2 separate regions of the Homo sapiens genome follow, and region 1 is linked to region 2. Evidence: chromatin loops called from intact Hi-C (ENCODE). Cell type or tissue: mammary epithelial cell. All regions are shown on one strand. Each heading gives the region's core, and the rest is flanking DNA. Links, peaks and the distances in the headings are about the cores only. Region 1 has its middle 20 kb from the start of UBTD2. Region 2 overlaps SH3PXD2B (SH3 and PX domains 2B).

Region 1 (8,339 bases), core at 156-8,155, 59 kb after region 2:
CTACTTTCTTGTTTTCTTGTTTTTTTTGGTTGTTGTTGTTTGTTTGTTTGTTTGTTTGAGATGGAGTTTCACTTTGTTGCCCAGGCTAGAGTTCAATGGCACCATCTCAGCTCACTGCAACCCCTGCCTCCCCCCAGGCCCAAGGATTCTCCTGACTCAGACTCCCAAGTAGCTGGGATTACAGGCATATGCCACCATACCTGGCTAATGTTTGAATTTTTAGTAGACACAGGGTTTCACCATGCTGATCAGGCTGGTCTAAAACTCTTGACCTCAAGGGATCCACCTACCTCAGCCTCCCAAAGTGCTGGGATTATAGGTGTTAGCCACCGCACCCAGCCCTACTTTCTGTCTGCATAGATTTGCCAATTATGGACATTTCATATAAATGCAATCAGACACTAAGTGGCCTTTTTCAACTGACTTCTATCACTTAGCATAATGTTTTCAAGGTTTTCTCCTAAAATTTTTATAGTTTTAGCTCTTATATTTAGGTCTTTGATTCATTTTGAGTTAATTTTGTTACAGGATGTGAAGCAAGAGTCCAATTTCATTCTTTTTCATGTGGATATCCAGTTGTCCTAGTACTATTTGTTGAAAGACTATTTTTTTCCCATTGAATTGCCTTGGCACCTTTGTGGGAAATCAATTGATAAATAAAAGCATTTACTTACGACATTCAATACTCAGTGTAGTTTTAATTTTTATTTCTTTTATTATGAGTTGTTGAACATATTTATGTATGTTTAAGGGCCATTGGATAACTTTTGTGTGTGTGAGTTGTCTAGTCATGCCTTTTGTCAAATTTTCCACAGGATGTTTTTTGATCTTTTTTTCTTCATATATTTTGACTTTTTAAAACTGTGATGCAAACTGCAAATATTTTCTCCTTGTTGGTTATTCATCTTTTGACTTTGCTTGGGTGTTTTTGTCATGCAAAACGTTTTATTTTTATACAGTTAAATGAATCTATTTTTCTTGTATTGTATCTGGATTTTGAGACGCAATTTAAAAGACTTTCCCTGCATCTAAGTTATAGAATTTACCCATATTTTCATCTAGTTCTTGTCTAGACATACAGTTTCATATTTTATGTTTAAAACTCTGATCTATTTTGAGTTTATTCTTGTGTGTGGGATTAGGAATGAATCTAATTTTATTATCTTTTCCAAATGGTTTTTCAGTTGCCCCAATACTACTTATTAAAAATTCCAGGCCAGGAGCAGTGGCTCACGCCTGTAATCCCAGCACTTTGGGAAGCCAAAACGGGTGGATCACCTGAGGTCAGGAGTTCGACACCAGCCTAACCAATATGATGAAACCCTGTCTCTACTAAAAATACAAAAATTAGCCGAGTGTGGTGGCAGGCGCCTGTAATTCCAGCTACTTAGGAGACTGAGAGAGGAGAATCACTTGACCCTGGGAGGCAGAGGTTGCAGTGAGCCAAGATGGTGCCATTGCACTCCAACCTGGGCAACAAGAGTGAAACTCCATCTCCAAAAAAAAAAAAAAAATCCATATTTTCCACCTGAAGTTAATATCAACTTGTCCATATCATTAAAACAAAATTTTTTGGTATTTTTATGGGGCCCAGTTTAATATCATAAATGAATTTGGGGAGTAAGTTGAATCACTCTATCAAAGAGCAAGGAACGTTTTACCATTCATTCTAGTCTGCTTTTTTTTTTCCCAAGAGGCTAGACTCAAAACCCTGGGCTCAAGCAATCCTCCCACCTCAGCCTCCCAAGTAGCTGGGACTAGAGGCATGCACCAGCTTCAAGTCTACTTCTTATGTTTCAAAGTTTTCCCATACACATGTTGTGCATTTCTTGTTAACATTATTCCTAAATGTTTTATCTTCCTTGTCATCATTGTAAATGATTTTTCCTGCAAGATTATGCTCTAATTATTGTTTGGATGAAAGCTATTAAATTTTATATATTAATTTTATATACTATACCTGCAGAATGCTATTACTGTTTGAACATTATCAACGAATCTCTGGGATTCACCAGGTATGCTATCATACCTTTGGCATACAGAGATACTTACTATATATTTTTTCCAATTCTTATGCCTAACTTGACTTTTCTTGTCTAATTGCATTGGCTTATACCTCCAGGACAATGTTAAATAGTAGTGAAACTAATGAGTTTCCTTGTCTTACTCCTGATCTTTAGTGTTTTCCCTTAAGTAAGATACTGGCTTTAGGACTAACGTATATATGTTTTTAGTGTGTTTTTCAAGAGTTTTTTGTTGTTTGGTTTTTGTTTGTTACTTTTTCACAATGGATGCTTGGTTTTGTCAAAGCTTTTTTTGTTTGTTTGTTTTTTGTTTGTTTGTTTTGAGACAGATTCTCAAAACATTTTCTTCTTTTTTTTTTTTTTTTTTGAGATGGAGTTTTGATCTTGTCACCCAGGCTGTCGTGCAGTGGCTCGATCTTGGCTCACTGCAACCTCTGCCTCCCAGGCTCAAGCACTTCTCCTGCCTCAGTCTCCCAAGTAGCTAGGATTACAGGCTCATGCCACCATGCCTGGCTAATTTTTGTAATTTTAGCAGAGATGGGATTTCACCATGTTGGCCAGGCTGGTCTTGAACTCCTAGCCTCAAGTGATCTGCTAGCCTCAGCCTCCCAAAGTGCTGGGATTACAGGTGTGAGCCAACGCACCTGGCCAGTTTTGTCAAAGCTTTTTAAGTACATATGGGAATGATCATATGATTTTTCTTCTTAGATCTACAAATATGTTTAATTATATTAAAAGATTTTGCTGCTGGGCATGGTGGCTCATGCCTGTAATCCCAGCACTTTGGGAGGCTGAGGCGGGCAGATCACCTGAGGTCAGGAGTTCAAGACCAGCATGACCAACATGGAGAAACCCCATCTCTACTAAAAATACAAAATTAGCCAGGGTGGTGGCTCATACTGAGGAAGGAGAATCACTTGAACCCAGAAAGCGGAGGTTGCGGTGAGCTGAGATTGTGCCATTGCACTCCAGCCTGGGCAACAACAGCAAAACTCTGGGAAAAAAAAAAAAAAAAGATTTTGCAATATTGGACTCATCTCACATTTTCATTATTAACTCCACTTGGTCATGGTTTATCATTTTCTTAATGTGGTATTTGAATCTGTTTGCTAACATTTTATTTAACATTATTTATTTTTATTCTCAAAGGAGGTGATATTTAGCTTTTTTTTTTTTTTTTTTTTTTTTTGAGACAGAGTTTTTCTCTTGTTGCCCAGGCTGGAATGCAATGGCACAACCTCAGCTCACTGCAAACTCTGCCTTCCGGGTTCAAGGGATTCTCCTCCCTCAGCCTCCCAAGTAGCTGGGATTACAGGCATGCCCTGCCATGTCTGGCTAATTTTGTATTTTTAGTAGAGGTGGAGTTTCACCATGTTGGTCAGGCTGGCCTCAAATTCCTGACCTCAGGTGATCCACCCACCTCGGCCTCCCAACGTATTGGGATTACAGGCATGAGCCACTGCACCCAGCCAATATTTAGCATTTTAAAAAATGATACTGTGTCTGCTCTCTTTATCAGCTTAGGATATCAATGTCAACCTGCTTCATAGAATTTAGAAATTTCCCTTCATTTGGTCAAGGATACAAAAAAAAATCACCTTCATTTTCTCTTCTCTGGAATAATTTATGTAGTAATAGCCCTATTTATTTGTTAACCATTTTTATAAAATCCTCTTGTGAAACCATCTGAGCTTGGTGCTGATGTGAGTTAGTTCCTTGATAGCATGCCATATTTATTCCTTGAAATTGATTTAACTTTTCAGTGAGGTCGATTTTGTTCAACTATATTTTACTGAGATATTATCCATTTCATTAGGTTTTCAAATTTCTTTGCATAGAGGTGTGTGGTATGGTCTGAATATTTGTGTCCCTCCCCAAATTCTTATGTTGAAATTCTAACCCCTGAGGTGATGGTATTAAGAAGTGGAGCTTGGGAAATGATTAAGTCATGAGGGTGGAGCCCCATGAATGTTATGTCATCCTAAATAACAAACAGAGAGGGAGACTCTCTAAATCATATTTGGAAATGGGTGTTGCAATGGGAATATACCCACAATAGTAAACTACATGCATATTGAGGGAGGTAAAGGAAGACAAAAGTTTTTAAAGAAAAAATGAGAGGGATTACATAATTCTTTTGAGATAATTATCTTTGGCTAAAAGGATCAATAACAAGGGTGGCGTCAGTCCAAGTTTGGACAGGCAGTTGCTGGGCAGATGTCCTCGCAGAAGAATTATTTTGTGTAAGGTTGTGCCTTTGTGCACGGTCATGGGTTTTGCAGTCTTTTGTGATAGCTTTTGTTGTCAGGCCTTCATGGCCTTCCCGGCTCTGCATTTCGGGATTTTTTTTTTTTTTTAACACAAGTGACTCATTTTGATTCTGACAATATTCACAGGGATTAGTGCCCTTAGAAAGTCAGCTCAAAGGAGCTCTGTCACCTCTTCCACCATGTGAGGGCACAGGTAGAAGCCACCATCTATGAATCAGAAAACAGGTCTTTCACCAGATACCAAATCTGCTTGCCTTGATCTTAGGCTCCCAGCCTTCAGAACTGTGTGAAATAAATTCTGTTGTTTGTAAGCTACCCAGTTTACGGTATTTTGTTATAGCAGCCTAAATGGGCTAAGAGGTATGTGTGCACAGGAGTCTTTTATGACTGTCTGGCTTCCTCTGTAGTAATAGTCTCTTTCCCTTGCCATTTCTTATTCTGCATATTTGTGCTTACTCCTCCCCACGTATTTTTTAATTAAATTAGATCATGGCTTGACTATTTTCTGACTTTATTCAAAGAATCCGTATTTTGTTTTATTTTGATCTGCTGTTTTTCAGTTCTTGGCTTTATTGCTTTTTAGTTTTGTCTTTATTCTTTTCTTCCTTGTGTTTTCTTTTGTTTTTTATAACTTGAATTGGAAATGTAATTAATTTAAACCCAACTCATTGTTTAATTTTTATTGACATGGGTGTTTTATACATCTGTTAAACTAAATTTGGCCTAAGGATGCCTCCATACTTGAGTCCTTATGGAACAAACTGCAACCTAACTTAGTACATAAATTAACTAAAAGCCTAACTTAGGAGTATACTTTTGGAGCTAATATCTGAGTCTCAGCCAATCATAGCAGCCCAGCTTCAGTCAGTCGCAGCCCCCAGCTGAGGAGACCATGTTCAAATAAGGCAAATGCCCAGCTGTAATCAATAGAGCTGTCTCTGTACCTCCATTTTCTGTCCATAAACGCTGCCTGACCATATTGCAGGCTAGAGCTCTCTGAACCTGTTTTGGTTTTGAGGATTGCCTCATTTGTGAATTGTTTTTTGCTCAAATAAACTCTGCTAAATTTACTTTGAAGTTTTTCTTTTAACAGATTGGCATCGGAAGTGGGATCCAAAGTAAACCTCCATTGGCAGAGTGTGATGGCTCACATCTGTGATCCCAGCTCTTTGGGAGGCTGAGGCAGGCTGATCCCTTGAGGGCAGAAGTTTGAGATCAGCCTGGCAAACGTGGCGAAACCCCAGCTCTACTAAAAATGCAAAAATTAGCGGGTGTAGTGGTGCACGCTTGTAATCCCAGCTGTGTGGGAGGCTGAGGCATGGGAATCACTTGAACCCAGGAGGCGGAGGTTGCAGTGAGCCGAGATCACACCACTGCACTCCAGCCTGGGCCACAGAGCAAGACTCTGTCTCAAAAAAAATAAAATAAAATTGGAGTTCCCACAACCCCTCTCCTCAGGTTTGATAATTTGCTGGAACAGCTCACAGAACTCAGCGATAAGCTTTATTTACATATACCAGTTTACTATAAAATATATTATGTGCGGGTGCTGTGGCTCATGCCTGTAATCCCAGCACTTTGGGAGGCTGAGGCGGCTGGATCACTTAAGGACAGGAGTTTGAGACCAACCTGGCCAAAATGACAAAACCCCATCTCTACTAAAAATATGAGAATTAAGCAGGGCATGGTGGCATGCACTGTAATCCCAGCTACTTGGGAGGCTGAGGCATGAAAATCACTTGAACCTGAACCCAGGAGGCAGAGGTTCCTAGAGATCGCACCACTACACTCTAACCTGGGCGACAGAATGAGACTATGTCTCAAAAAAAAAAAAAAAAAAAAAAAAAGAGGCCAGGCGCGGTGGCTCACACCTGTAATCCCAGCGTTTTGCGAGTCTGAGGAGGGCAGATCACTTCAGGTCAGGAATTTGAGACCAGCCTGAGAGTGTGATGTTCCCCTTCCTGTGTCCATGTGTTCTCATTGTTCAATTCCCATCTATGAGTGAGAACATGCGGTGTTTGGTTTTTTGTCCCTGCGATAGTTTACTGAGAATGATGATTTCCAATTTCATCCATGTCCCTACAAAGGACATGAACTCATCATTTTTTTATGGCTGCATAGTATTCCATGGTGTTTATGTGCCACATTTTCTTAATCCAGTCTATCATTGTTGGACATTTGGGTTGGTTCCAAGTCTTTGCTACTGTGAATAGTGCCACAATAAACATACGTGTGCATGTGTCTTTATAGCAGCATGATTTATAGTCCTTTGGGTATATACCCAGTAATGGGATGGCTGGGTCAAATAGTATTTCTAGTTCTAGATCCCTGAGGAATCACCACACTGACTTCCACAATGGTTGAACTAGTTTACAGTCCCACCAACAGTGTAAAAGTGTTCCTATTTCTCCATATCCTCTCCAGCACCTGTTGTTTCCTGACTTTTTAATGATTGCCATTCTAACTGGTGTGAGATGGTATCTTATTGTGGTTTTGATTTGCATTTCTCTGATGGCCAGTGATGATGAGCATTTTTTCATGTGTCTTTTGGCTGCATAAAAGAGAGTAATTTTTTCCTGAAGTAGAATGGTTAGTTGTTCCAAATGAGAAGAGAAAAAGTATAGGAGCAAAACCTGAATGGATAAGAAGGTTGTAGGTGTGTGGAAGATGAATCTTGTGATATAAATTTTATGTGTGATGTAGGGAATTATTTAGAATGTTTTTCCTAAAAAACTGAGCATTAATAGCAAAACTAGAATTTGGCCTTCTCTGTTAAAACAACAAGGTTTTCTTAGAGTATTGGCCTCTGATCTTAACAGAAAATTGTTAACAATTTTTCTTTACCTTTTAGGTAATTGGCCTAGGGGAAAAAAAGATTCTGTGTCTTACCAAGAAATTTTCCTGTGCTTCAATTTTTTTTTTTTAAGAGACAGGGTCTCACTCTGTTGCCCAGGGTGGAGTACAGTGGCATATCATAGCTCATTGCAGCCTTGAACTCCTGGGCTCAAGCCATCCCCATGCCTCAGCTTCCCAAGTAGTTAGAACTACAGGTGCTCACTGCCACACCTGGCTACTTTTTTATTTTGTAAAGATGGGTCTCACTATGCTCGCCAGGCTTGTCTTGAACTCCTGGCCTCAACTGATCCTCCCACTTCAGCTTCCCAGGCTGTTGAGATTACAGGCATGAGTCACTGCAACCAGCCTTGTGTTGTCTTTATTGGGTTTTCGGTCACTTAAGAAAACTGAGAGATCAGAAAGTTGACTAAATACAGAAAGTTACATGGTTGTCAAAAAAAACCTTAGCTCCAAGCTAAGTGTATAAATGTTTTATACACTTGAGCTGAGGTTTTTTTTTTTTTTTTTACAGCTATGTAACTTTCTGTATTTGCCTTTGAAGCCTTTTAATTGTCACTTTGGTTAAATGAATGACTATTGTTCACAGTGACCTGTGAACCTATTTTGATCAAATGTTTTAAATCTTTGATATGTTTGACAAACTCCCCCAAAATCAAAATCTAAATGAAGTCTTTTTCTTGACCTTGAATTAACTTTGAATTTTTCCAGGTGGGCCTTTGGAATATCTCAGAATGATACCTTTCCTTATAAAAAGAGAGATATCACATGAATTGAGCCTATTAAATATATTAAATTATATGGGAAGCATTGCCAAATGATAAGTAATAGTAAACCTTCTTTGAATTATATTTGTATGGACGTGTTATTAATGTGTGTTTTAGAAATTATATGATATTTATAGAAATCAAATAGTCCTGGTAGAATGTTATCATTCATAATTTTAGTTATTATTTTAAAATGTTGCATGCAAGAGAAATAATCAAATTTTGTTGTGAATTGTATTAACATTGTAATTAACTTTAATCAGATCTTTAACCATTCACAAATGGTTAATCTTTGTAACTCACAAATGATTGTTTACTCTGGTACTTTCCTGAATTAAAGAAATAAGATTGGTGTTTAAGAGGGTATAAATCCAATGTGAAGCCTGGACCCACGAAGAGGCTGGATGGCTGCCTGGTAATTCCTG
Region 2 (8,339 bases), core at 195-8,194:
GATCTGCCTCCCCTCCCCTCCCCTGGCCCCAGGGAAGCCCCTCTCAGACCCTGGGGCAGAGGGTGTGGCTCCATGAGGACATGGTGAAGCCAGGTGATGGAGCACTGCACAGAAAATCTGTGTGAAACCTGCGGCTCTGTGAGGAAATCCTCACAGCCACTCCCTGACCCCACACCAGCCAACGACTGCCTGCCTGGAAGACGTGGGCATGTCTCTTTGAGCATTAACCTGGGCAGCAGGTGCAGGCACCAACCTGGCTGTGAAGTGGGTGCTTTTTCTCTTTCCTTTCCAGTTCTTTCTGTCAAGCTGAGGCACAGGGAAACACACTTACCTGGTCCAGCTCACCTGAGGGCCCAGACAGAAGGGAAACTGCAATCCTGGGGTTTTGAGCCCTCGGGCAGGCTGTATCCTGGGGTAGATGCTGGATTGGATTCAGAGAAGAGTGAGTCTAGTGACCAGGACACAGGTAGTCAAGAATCTTCAAAAGCCAGCATCCTACATTCATTCATTCACTGGACAGCACCTTCAAAGAGCTAGTAAGTGCCAGGTGGTTCAGAGGCAGTCAAGGCCACTGCCCTCAAGAAGCTCATTGTTAATGGGGCCAGCAGGAAGGGGACGTGAAGCAGCCCACTCTCAGGCCACTGCTCACGTGGCTGGGCTGGCTTGGGGGAACTGTCATCTTGAGTCTAGAAAAAGTCGGCCCTGCCACCTGACCTCGGGGGAAGTGGAGGATGAGGAGAGGGCTGGAAATAGCAGACAAGCCTTGAGACACCCAGAGATGTCAGACTGAGCCTGACCAGGCCCTCGGGGAAGGAGAGCCCGCAGGCCTCAGACCACCCTTCTTCCTCCGTCATCTTATCTTTTCTCACTGTCGTGCCCCAACACCCAGAAGAGCCTGGAGTCAAGTGGACAGAGTCCAGCTTTGTCCATAGCCAGCTGTGTGATCCAGAGAAAGTCACTTAACATCTCTGAGCCTCTGTGTTCCTGCCCACAAAATGGGGGTGGCAGTACCCAGCTTGCAGGGCAGCTGTGTTGGGATGGTTTCTGTGCTGTCTGTAGGCTGTGATAGACCCTCATTGAGGCTGCTTCCTGCCCGATCTTCTGAACCATCAGCCTGCATCTTCTGTTTCTTTCCTGCTCTCTCTTCCTCTGTTCTCCTCATGCTTTCTCTATGCAGAGTGCAAGCAGCAGGGTTGTCCCCAGCCCAAAGGCCCTCCCATTTCCCTGTTACCCTCAGGCAGGGAGGGGGAGTGGCCAGAGCATGGGCACAGAGCCAAGAAGCAGTACCCTTCACCCAGCTACAATGCCCTATTCTGCTTTTTCACATCAAAAATCCAGACCTCATGGTTCTAACAAGGGGCTTCTGTGCTGCTTCTGGTTGCAGAGGCTGGAGTGCAGTGGTGTGCTCGTGGATGCTTAACTACCAGCTCTCCAGTGGAGAAGCCCTGCTTTGTAGCATTTGCCAATTTCTGTGGTGTAAATACTCCCACCATGGCCAATTTCGAGCTACCAACAAGACACCACCCAACAGAGTGGGGAGAGATGCACAAAGTCAGCTCTGTGCGCTGGCTGTCCCACACTGCTCCACAATTGGGTGGTTTTGGTTTTGTTTGGTTTTTTTGGTTTTTTTGGGCGGGGAGCGGAGGACGGAGTTTTGTTCTGTCACCCAGGCTGGAGTGCAGTGGTGCGATCTCAGGTCACTGCAACCTCTGCCTCCCGGGTTCAAGCGATTCTCATGGCTCAGCCTCCTGAGTAGCTGGGACTACAGGCGCGTGCCAGCATGCCCAGCTCCTTTTTGTATTTTTAGTAGAGACGGGGTTTCGCTATGTTGGCCAGGCTGGTCTTGAACTCCTGACCTCAGGTGATCCACCCTCCTTGGCTTCCCAAAGCGCTGGGATTACAGACATGAGCCACCACGCCTGGCCAATTGGGTGTATTTTGACACAAAAATGTGGGGTTTCCTGGATATTTTAATGATTTATAGGAACAATAGGAAAGACTATTTTGAATCAGGACTTTTAGAATACCAGGGCCCTCCTGTGACCGCAAATGTCTGGCTGCCCTTCCCCCACATTTAGCCTGCTGCTCTAAAAGTCACCCAGCTGCCCGCTTCTCTCTGGGGTCTCTGAACTCAGATGTCCTTGCTATTTAAATCACCTGTATTCTGCATTATCTTTTCATTTATTTGTCAGATATGTCTTAGCGCTTAACCAGGGCCACACGACTCCCAGGAAGCTGTCCACCCTGAATCCCATGGCACAGCCTCCCTGGAGCACCTCTCTACTTCGTTCCCTCCTACTGCCACTGCCCTGGTTCAGGCCACCTTCGCCTCTTCCTTGACATCTTCATGTCTACCAGCTAGTCTCCTGCTTTCTTTCTTGCCAACCTCTGATCCATTCTCCACATGGCAGCCAGAATTATCTTTTTAAAGATGTAACTCTTGTCATTCCTTTCTCAAAGCCCTTAATTGACTTTCTACTTCAAGGTTAAAAGCAACCCAACTTCTTTACTTAGCCCCAAAGGCCCTGCCTGATCTGACCCATGCTTGCCTCGGGGACCTCACTCAGAACCACTCTTTCCATGCACTTCCTCACCTAGCCTCCTTCCAGTCCCGAAGACCCCAAGTCCTTTCCCATCTCAGAGTGTGCCTACGCTGCTCTTCCCCCATTCTCTTCATGACCCCTCCTCCTCTCTCGGGTCCCTGCGTTATGTCACCTCCTTAGGGAGGTCTTGCCAGCCACCCCGTTAAATGTAGCATTGTCTTTCCCCTTCATTCTCTGTCCCAGCATCCTGGTTGTTTCCATCAATTTTTCATAAACTAACGCTTACATAATTCTATATCTTATTAATTATATATACTTATGTACATGTCTCTCTCTGTGACTAGATTGAGTTACTTGAGGCTGGGAGTCACAGCTGTTTTATTCACCGTTGTACTCTTTAGAGTATCTGGAACATCACTGGTGATTTCATAGATTAATAGGCGAGTGATTTTGGATGGGTGATGAGATGGTTGATGGATGATGGTGTTTAATTTGATATATCATGAGTGGATAGATGGTTGAATGGACGGCAGATAGATGAATGTTTGGATGGATGGATAATGGAGGATGGATGGATGGATGGATGGACAGATGGATGGAGGGATGGCTAAGTATGAATGAATGAGCTTTCCCTCTAGGCTGTCAACATCTTCAGAGCAGGTACCATATCTTAATCAACTCTGAACCCCCAGTGCCTGCAAATAGCACTTGGTCAATTTTGGTGGTTGAGTAAGCACATGAATAGAACAATGAATGGATGAAGTCACCCTTGAGATGAGTCCTGTAACTGCTGCTTTTTTATTTGGAACGTCCTCTTGACCCGCCCTACTGCTCTGACTCCTGCTCTTTCATGCATGAGTGGTGGCCAGATGTCATGTCTGTTTCCTATCCACAGGGGGTGACCAAACCTCAGTGGACCCCATGGTCCTGGAGCAGTATGTGGTGGTAGCCAACTACCAGAAGCAGGAGAGTTCGGAGATCAGCCTCAGCGTGGGGCAGGTGGTGGACATCATCGAGAAGAATGAGTCAGGTGGGGACCTAGACCATCTCCCTCTCCCACTACCCTGCCACCAAGCCCCTGGGACATGAAACATTTGGAAACTCAGAAACTGAAATGGCCAGTCCAGACTGGCCAGTTCCCATAGATCCTGCTGAGGGTCTCCTAGAAAGAGGCCCCTGTTTGATCACTGTGCTTGAATATCCCACCTGGCCACCACTCACCATTATCCTTTTGGCTCAGATGGTACCGATTTGTTCTGACGTTGACATTTTATAAACATTCCTTCTGGTTCTAAAGCACTGGCAGACAAAGTCCAGCATTCACTGGAAATGTGCTCTGTTGATTTGCCTTTGCTTACCCATGGGAGTCTCCGAGAAGGCTCCATTGCTCTGGGCTCTAATGGGACAGGCGCATTCCCTGTCTCCTTAGCCTACCTGCCCATCACAGGGACCACTGGTCATGAACACTGGCTGGGTCTGGGACAGAATGTGGTATGACTGAGACACTTAACCTGGATTTCCATCAGAATTCCACATTTCACAGTGGTTCAGTGCCTTCATTCTCTGACTGTTCGTTTTCTTATCTACAAAATAAAAACTTCTGCTCTTAAGAGTGATTGTAAAGATTAAGTGAGATAAGATACAAAGAGTGCTTAAACTTGTGCTTAGCACACAGTAGATGCTCAAAAAAATGTGGGTTTCCTTCCCGTTTGCCTTCCTTAGCTACAAAGCAGCCATTGCACCCCATTGAAGGCAAAGAGCAGGAAATAAGCAGATCCTCCCTGGGAAAATGCAGTGGAAACGACTGGGTTTGTTGTGGCTAACATGTGACGTTAGCTAATCCTATCATTAGTGGGTCAGTCTCTGTGACAGCCCAATGGCGAGTTGAGGTCCAAAGAAGAGGAGAAAGATGATGTTTCTAACATCATCTGGATGGTGGTGGCATTAGTCACGAGACCAGCGCCAGCCAGCCAAACTTCCTTGGTTACTCAACATAGGAGTTGCCATCCCTGCTTCACAGCTGATGCAACCATGACTCCAAATAACTCAGTCACTCACCCCACATCTCACAACAGCCTGCAGAGCCAGAATTCGAAACCAACTCCAGCAGCCCCTAAGGCCATGTGACTTTCCAGTTCCTGAGAATGAGTGTGTGCAGATTGTATGATGTGGCTAGGACACAACCATGGGGACGTAAAGACAGGAGCACCCACTGCCCTGGGCCCCCAGCTTGCAGGAAGTCAGGAAGCTTGGGTGACTGGGAAGAAGTGTGGGGGCCAGGAAGAGTGTTGGTATGTCCAGAGGGCAGCAAGAAGAAGGGAGAGGGTGAGTGGGTACATCTTCAAGTAGCCAACACACTGATGACATTTATTTTTAATTATATTGTACTTATCCAAGTAATACGTGGATACATTATTCTTAGAAGATTAATGATGAAACTAAAATCTATTTTTTCTACCAGCTTCAACCCTAACCCCCTTTCTGAACCCTAGATAGCCCTTCTATCCATTAGGTATGAATCTTTCTTGAAAATGTTATATACACATGTGTGTATGTGTGCGTGTGTGTACGTGTGAACATATACACTCACACATACACAGGTACTCATTCATACATATATACTTGTACATATACAAACACATCATATTTTGTATGTATATATATGTATTTTTGTGGGTTTTTTAAAAACCCAATGGTGTCATTGTATACATTTTGATCTGCAACTTTTTTTAGTTACTATCTAGCTCCTCTGATACTTTTTCACATCTGCGTAGTATTCAGTGCCCGAGTGAGCCATGTTCATATATTCATATTCGTACTCCAGTGTGAACATGTCTGTGTGCACGTCAGTGTTTCTTTAGGTTAGATTCCAACAAGTGAAACAGCTGGACCCTAAGATACACATATCTTTTTTTACTTATTTAGTTTTTTTGGAGACGGAGACTCACTCTGTTGCCCCGGCTGGCATGCAGTGGCACGATCTTGGCTCACTGCAGCCTCCACCTCCCGGGTTCAAGTGATTCTCCTGTCTCAGCCTCCCAAGCAGCTGGGACTACAGGCACATGCCACCATGCCTGGTCAAGTTTTGTATTTTTAGTAGAGACAGGGTTTCACCATATTGGTCAGGCTGGTCTCGAACTACTGACCTCAGGTGATCCACTCGCCTCAGCCTCCCAAACTGCTGGGATTGCAGGCGTGAGCCACTGTACCTAGCCAGGACACACATATTTTAAATTTTAAGATACCACCAACTTGTCTGCTTCCAAAACAGTGGCTGTTTTGATTTATCCTCCCTCCAGCAGTGTGTGAGGCATTAGTGAAAATGGTTAAGAGCTCAGAGACCGCCTTGGTTTGAATCCTGGCACTGCTGCTTTCTATCTTTGTGACTTTGAGAGAGTTGCTGAGCCTCGGCTTCCCCATCTGTAAAATGGCAGCAATAATAATACACACCTCATAAGGCTGTGGTGAGGATCTAGCAAGCTAGGAGTGGACGTGCAGCACTTGGGACAGTATCTGACACATCACTGTTGCCATTGCTATCATTGTGTTATGACAGTTTCCTTATCTTCATACAAATATTTACAAATACAAATATTTAGAAAATCGTAGACCCACCATGCATGAGCCACCACGCCCGGCCGACAGCACATATTTATTATCTAATAGTCTGTGGGTCAGAAGTTCAGCATGGTCTCACTGGCCTAAAATCAAGGGATCGACAGGGCCCCATTGCTTTCTTTAGGTTCCGAATAGGATCTGTTTCCTTGCCTTTTCCAGATCCTGGAAGCCGCCTTGGCTCATGGCCCTTTCTTCCTTCTTCAGCGCCAGCAATGTTGCACCTCTCTGTGTCTTTCCTCAACAGCCACATCTCCCCATGACTTCTGCCTCCTTCTTGCATATTAAGGACCCCTGGGATTACATTAGGCCCACCCAGAGAATCTGGGATAAACTCCCTATTTTAAGGTCAGCAGATTAGCAACCTTAATTCCCTAGTGCCACGTAACTTCATATATTTACAGGTTTGAGGGATTCGAACACAGACATCTTTGTGGGGAGGGGGTCATTATTCTCCCTCCCACAGGCCCCATGCAGGCCTTTCTCATTGGGGAATGTCTGAGCCGGGGTGAGAGGCCTCTGAAGCAGATGCTAAATCTGCATCTAGGCCTTTACAGTCAAACAGCCCCGTGCACACGTCACAGCTCTACCGCAGCCACGTGAACTTGGACAAGTCGGTTTGCCTCTTTGAGCCTCAGTTTCCTCATGTGTGCAGTTGGGATGATAATGTGAAGATTGTATTTAATGCAAGTGAAATGATGGGTGCATCACACATCTTAGTGAAGGTGAACGTTCTTTATACTTTTTTTTTTTTTTTTTTTTGAGATGGGGGTCTCACTCTGTCGCCCGGGCTGGAGTGCAGTGGCACAATCATAGCTCACTGCAGCCTTGACCTCCTGGGCTCAGGTGATCCTCCCAACTCAGCCTCCCGAGTAGCTGGGACTACAAGCATGCACCACCATGCCTGGCTAATTTTTAAATTTTTCGTACAGACAGGGTTTTGTCATGTTGTCCAAGCTGGTCTTGAACTCCTGAACTCAAGCAATCCATCCAAAGTGCTGGGATTACAGGCATGAGCCACCGTGCCCTGCCTCTTTATTGTTGTCATTTAGGATGACTTTACTCTTCCCTGTCCCAGGCTCAGGAGCAAGTTTCTGGACCTGCTTTTAGCAGTTAGCAGGTAACATTGGTAGTTGTGTTCTACCAATAAAATGGTAACTTTAGCCTTACCCTGTGCATTCACTGGTACAGTGGCTGAATAGATTATTATGTTCTGACCCCCGGCCTCATGCTTGATGCAACTAACATCATTCTGCACTCTTGCTTCCCCAGGTTGGTGGTTCGTCAGCACTGCCGAGGAGCAAGGCTGGGTCCCTGCAACGTGCCTCGAAGGCCAGGATGGGGTGCAGGATGAGTTTTCTCTGCAGCCTGAAGAAGGTAGGGAGGAGCTCGAGCCTCTGCTCACTGGGGAGGACCTGTGCAGTCATCGCCTATACTGGGTTGCCTTTTCATCCAATCTCTTCTTTTGGCCTCTGCCTCTGCGTCTCAGCAGCTCACTGGCTGAGGCTCCATGGCCTGTGAACCAGAAACCAGGCCATGGTATTAGAGCTGAGGGGCAAGCCCGCCCTCTCTTAGGGGCCTTTGGTAGCAACCTATGTGAGCCTGGCCAGAGCTCGAGCCCTAACCCTTTCATGGGACCCCAGGAGGGCCCCAGCCTGATCGCCAAAAACAGTTCACTATTCCTCCCTCGAATTATTCTGGCGGCCAAGGTGCTGGAACTGCTTCAGCTCATTTGCAAGACATTTGACCCCATCTGTTTAAAAACCTCTGCCTTCTCTGTGGGTTTAAGTGGTCCTGACCAGGGGTCCCCCTCCACTCACCCACAGACACACTTCCGTTGTTTCCCAGAGAACCTTCCCTATGCATGTCCTGAATGGTGACTCCTGCCATGCCAGAAATGCTAAGTCCCAGCCAACTCCCTTTCCCCGCTAGAAACATTCCTAAAACTAGGGCAGTTAGTGAGTTCACTTCACTCATCAGCAGGGGCTTAGGAATCAGACACACCTGAATTTTAATCTCAGCTGTACCACTTCCTGGTTGAGTGGCCTTGGGCCAGTAATTTAACCTCTCTAAGCCTCAGCCTCTCATCTAAAAATGGAAACAATGATATCTATATCATAGGACTTTTGAAAAAATTAAATGAGATCCACATGCAAAGAACCTAGAACAATAAATGACCAG

The links. A loop is a pair of places that touch in the nucleus more often than their neighbours do. Peaks named below come from ENCODE experiments on the same cell type or tissue, not always from the same donor. Only the 100,000 strongest peaks of a DNase experiment are listed, where the experiment ranks them.
Region 1: it touches region 2 in a loop (3.0-fold over the local background); 4 of 110 quality-filtered maps call a loop at or near these places.

Annotation. Positions count from the first base shown.
Region 1 is chr5:172,299,369-172,307,707 of GRCh38, reverse strand. No RefSeq gene overlaps it. Among named protein-coding and RNA genes, the nearest start is that of UBTD2, 20 kb to the right of the region's middle. In mammary epithelial cell, for the core only: no CTCF peak of the experiment used is centred there; DNase peaks (open chromatin) are centred at 3,557, 3,977 and 7,467; H3K27ac peaks cover 600 bases.
Region 2 is chr5:172,357,969-172,366,307 of GRCh38, reverse strand. SH3PXD2B (SH3 and PX domains 2B) reads left to right here. Exons shown (of 13, transcript NM_001017995.3): 7 at 3,439-3,573; 8 at 7,431-7,535. Among named protein-coding and RNA genes, the nearest start is that of UBTD2, 78 kb to the right of the region's middle. RefSeq lists enhancers at 4,479-4,708, 3,695-4,894. In mammary epithelial cell, for the core only: no CTCF peak of the experiment used is centred there; a DNase peak (open chromatin) is centred at 4,567; H3K27ac peaks cover 1,722 bases.